Regions from separate parts of the Homo sapiens genome. Here region 1 is linked to region 2. Evidence: chromatin loops called from intact Hi-C (ENCODE). Cell type or tissue: heart right ventricle. All regions are shown on one strand.

Region 1 (2,500 bases), 380 kb after region 2:
ACATGAGCTCCCCAGCCTTCTCTTGGCAGAGAATGCACTTTTAAAAACATACACCTTATTTTTAAGGCTGGGCGCTGTGGCTCATATCTGTAATCCCAACATTTTGGGAGGCCGAGGCAGGCAGATCACTTGAGATCAGGAGTTCAAGACCAGCCTGGCCAACATAGTGAAACCCCGTCTCTACTGAAAATACAAAAACTAGCTGGGCGTGGTGGCATGCACCTATAATCCCAGCTACTTGGGAGGCTGAGGCAGGAGAATCACTTGAACCCAGGAGGCGGAAGTTGCAGTGAGCCTAAATCGCACCACTGCACTCCAGCCTGGGTGACAGAGTGAGACTCTGTCTAAAATAAATAAATAAATAAACAAAAATTAAATAAATGAAAATCAAAAACATACACTTTTAGAATAGATTTTACTTCTAGATTTACCCAAAAAAATGAGAAGATAATACAAAGAGTTCCTCTATGCCCATCCCACACAGTTTCAATTAACATCTTACATTATAGCCTATCTGTTACAATTAATGAGCTAATGTCGATAAATTATTAAAGTCAAAAGTGCAGTAAGGCTGGCATGGTGGCTCACACCTGTAATCCTAGCACTCTGAGAGGCCAAGGCAGGCGGATTGCTTGAGCTCAGGAGTTTGAGACCAGCCTGAGCAACATGGCAAAATTCTGTCTCTACAAAAAATACAAAACTTAGCTAGGCATGGTGGTGCACTCCTGGAGTCCCAGCTACTTGGGAGGCTGAGGTGGGAGAATCACTTGAGCCCAGGAGTTCGAGGGTGCAATGAGCCAAGATTGTGCCACTGAACTCCCAAAGTGAGACCCTGTCTCAAAAAAAAAAAAAAAAAAAAAAAAAGAATCAATAGTACAATACATTCAAGACTTCCTGATGCCCTATTTCTCTTCCAGGATCTCATCTAGAATCTCACATTACCTTTAGTGGTCATGTCCCCTTAGGGTCTTCTTGGCTGTGACAGTTTTTTAGTCTTTCCTTATTGTTAATGATCTGGACAGTTTTGGGGAATCTTGATCAGATATATTGTAGGATGCCCTCACTATTGGGATTTGTCTGATGTTTTTCTCATGATTAGACTAGAGTTACAGGTTTTAGGGGAGGAAGATCACATAGATAAGTGAAACTTTCATCACATCACATTAAAGGCACATACTATTGATATGACTGTTAATGTTTACCTTGGTCAATTGGCTAAAGTAATATTTGTCAGATTTCTCCACTGTAAAGCTACTCTTCTTTTCCCCTCTCCCTTTCAATACTGTGCTCTTCAGAAGGAAGTCACTATGCACAGTCCACATTTAAGGAGTGGGAGTTATGTGCCACCTCTCCTAAGGCAATTTTACCTACATACATTTGCCTACATAAATTTTTTTGAATTCTTCCACATAGGAGATTTGTCTCTTCTTCCCCATTTATTAACTTATTCAATCATTCACTCTAATCAATATGGGCTTGTGGATATTTTTCTTACACTTTGGGTTATAATAGGATGTACTTTTACAAAGATATAAAATATTAAAATACAGTGTTCCAGAAAAACCACAAGAGCTATGATCCAAGCCCTGCCTGTGCTGCTGAAATAATCGATGTCATTTATTGGGACAATCTGTTTCCATGTCCAGCTCTGTCCCTCTGGGGATAGTTCTCCTGCTATGAAAAATAAAAAAGATTAAAAGTTAAATGCTGAGCCCAGTCTTTCTCATTCCAGCCATACCTGACTTGTGGCTTCTGTCTGCAATACTCATTTAAGAAATACTTGCAAAATGATCAGTCCATGAAACAGTGAGTCCCTAAATCTCTTAAAAGTGCTATTTGCTGTCCAATAAGGCAGTAAAGAACATTTTCCCTAGGATGTACTGTGGTTCAGACAGAAGCCCTGATTTTGCATAGAGCTCTTTCTCTTTTATTTCTTCACACACAACAATTGGAAAATTGACTTTCCCAGGAAAAAGGAGGGAGGCACATTTTTGTGCCTGTAATTGAACGTCAATGTTGAACTAAGAATCTCTCACATGACATAATAAAATTCATATCAAAGCATATTTAGATTTTTAGTTTATTGTTTAAAAAAACAAAGGTCTTTTGAACCCAAGGGAGGCATTCCCAACAAAGCACTCCTCTAAGAGAAGGTCAAGCATCGTGGGCAGGAATAGCACTGTTTTTCTGTATTCCTTCAGTACCCACGTACAATAGATGATAAATAAATACATGTGAGTTAATTAACTAATTGGAAGAACCCAGGCTCCTGCATCAGGAGGCCCACGTACCTGTCCATGACCTGGCTGTCTGTGCTGGAATCACTTTGTGATTCTGTGGCTCAGATTTTTTTTAGCAGGGGTAGGAGAGGCTGTTCATTCCAACTATCAAAAAGCAAAAACACTGCACATACTTTGTACTGGAAATTCTTAGGCTTCAAAATACGTTCCAGGAAACCGACTGAGAAAATGTCACTGCTGGGTGAAAGTAGCCAGATTGA
Region 2 (2,500 bases):
AGAGCTTGTGCACGGAAACTCCCCTTTTAAAACCATCAGATCTCATGAGACTCATTCACTATCATGAGAACAGCACAGGAAAGATTTCCCCCTCCCCATAATTCAATCAACTCCCACTGGGTTCCTCCCATGACATGTGGGAATTGTGGGAGTTACAATTCAAGATGAGATTTGGGTGGGGACACAGCCAAAACATATCAGCTGTTATCTTGAATTAATTATCATGAGGATAATCTCCTTTGTTTACTTTTAAATTCTAGTGATTTTACTAGAATTTCTAAGATAGCCTATGTTTATCCCTGGAAGCAGTTCCTGAGAAGTTAAAAGAACTCTATCCTGCAGGTAGTTTTTATATTTACAGCACTTTCATATTTGTAGAAGAAAATTTGAAGAGAATAAATAGCCAGATGTCTGTTTTGTGTTTTAAAAGCCTTAGTCTCACTAAGGCTTTTAAAATGGCAAATGCTATATAGGTTGTAAAACTTCTTACACAGCATTCCCTATAATTTATCATTTTAAAAGCTTCACTTCAGACTCTAAAGCATCTTAAGTTGACAGGACTATGTATGAAAAATATTTAGGAAACTTTGTTGTGTTCTTTGTATTTGTTTGTTTGAAGACCATGGTTCCAGATTTAAATCAGCTTCAAGCTGTGGAAAATGCAACAGGAATCAGAGAGAGAAGAACACACGTAGGCATCTGTGTTCTTCAAATTAAGTACTTAGCAATAGAATGTATTTTTATATATTTTGATGGTGAAAAAATATTCCTGCCATTTGTTTGAATATCTTATAAATACAGAGTTTAGTCCTTCATTTTCTCAATTGGTATATACCCTAGAGTCCATATATTTCCTGGTAGATACCATTCACCTAATTTAGAGAGTACAGACTGATAGATATAACATAAATTATTGTGCTTGTCAGTTGTGGATTGGCAATGACCATATAGACTTAGCAAGGAAGGTGTTTCTTTATACAGATGCTCCTTGACTTGCAATGGGGTTATGTCCTGTTAAACCCATTGTAAGTTGAAAATATCAAGTTGAAAATTCATTTAATACACCTAACTTACAAAACATCATAGCTTAGCCTAGCCTCCTTAAACATTTTCAGATAACTTACGTTAGCCTACAGTTGGGCAAAATTATCTAACAGAAAGTCTATTTTATAAAAAAAAAAAGTGTTGAAAAGATCAACATTCAAAGTACAGTTTCTACTGAATGTGCATCATTTTCACACCATCATAAAGTCAAACAATTGTAAGCCAAACCATCATAAGTCAGGGACTGTCTGTATTTGTTACGCATAAAATTTGAAAACAAAAAAAACCCCTCCATATTTCTGTTGTCTTTGGTAAGAAATACATCAAAAGAATAAATAATTACATCTTTGATTTTAGGTTTATATTCCTGGAACATTGCCAATATCTATTTTAGGTGGCCACTGGAGGGCAGTATCTCTCTGTGATTTTTCTCTGTCCCTTAGATGGGAACTGGCCTTTGTTTTTAGGTCCTTTAGTAATCTAAAGTTTGCTTCATCTGTTTTCAAAAATGCTTCCAAGAATAAATAAATAAAGACAGAGTGCCTAGAAAATGGATAATTATTGTGTATATTGCATGATTTTACTCCCAGCTACCAGTATGAAAGCTGTGTTTACTAACAAGAAAATTTACCTTTGTTAAGTTTTCCATAATGATAGTTATAAAATCCATGTAAAATATGTCTTGGTGCAGTACGTATAAATAAATATACTTTCCACAGAGTGGTATAATTTTTCAACATTGCTTTTTTAAGAAGCCTTATTAAAAAGTAGTAGACATAAATTCCATGGATGTTGATTTTCTTTTTGTCATTAACTCTAATTAAGACACATTTCCTTGATTAAAATCCATTTTAAATATCATCTTGTTATTCAGAATGCTTGAATAGAAAGGAAACTTTTAATTACTGGATACACTTTCCAAAGTTTATAATCCATTTTGAATTATGAAAAACTGGATAAATACTTACTCAGTCCATAAGAAATCAACTCATTTTGACCTCTTCCTCTAGAAATGAATTCCTAAATGAACATTACTTTCCCATACTCCAAATGAAAACACCACTTTCTTTCTTACCTCTTGTTCATATTCACTAGGTAGTCTAATTGTCCTTAAAACTCCTTTTATATCTGAAGGGTTTCAGGAATTCACTGAGATTGGTAGACATGTGTAGGAATTCCTCTACCTCTGGTGTCAAATTGTATATCCTCAAAGTGTAGGTTCTAGTACATATTTTCTGTTTATATATATGTTGCTGTTATTATTTCATGTAATTGCACTTATAGATCCATGTAGGACACATATCATAGATATTTGGATTTTGTTAATGAGAATGTAACAAGGGCGAGAAATTTTGAACAGGGACAAGATGGGTAGATTCTCTTTTCCTTATTTCGCCCACATCTATCTATTGTTTACTCTTCACTCAAGAAACAGTCATTATTGAGCACTTCAATA

The links. Hi-C counts contacts between places; a loop is a spot of excess contacts. Peaks named below come from ENCODE experiments on the same cell type or tissue, not always from the same donor. Only the 100,000 strongest peaks of a DNase experiment are listed, where the experiment ranks them.
Region 1: it touches region 2 in a loop (5-fold over the local background); 73 of 110 quality-filtered maps call a loop at or near these places.

What each region holds. Positions count from the first base shown.
Region 1 is chr10:59,616,438-59,618,937 of GRCh38, forward strand. No RefSeq gene overlaps it. Among named protein-coding and RNA genes, the nearest start is that of SLC16A9, 92 kb to the right of the region's middle. In heart right ventricle, no CTCF peak of the experiment used is centred here; no DNase peak of the experiment used is centred here; H3K27ac peaks cover 734 bases.
Region 2 is chr10:59,239,331-59,241,830 of GRCh38, forward strand. The region is part of intron 4 of PHYHIPL (phytanoyl-CoA 2-hydroxylase interacting protein like); the gene reads left to right. Among named protein-coding and RNA genes, the nearest start is that of PHYHIPL, 64 kb to the left of the region's middle. In heart right ventricle, a CTCF peak has its summit at 1,459 (motif pointing right); no DNase peak of the experiment used is centred here.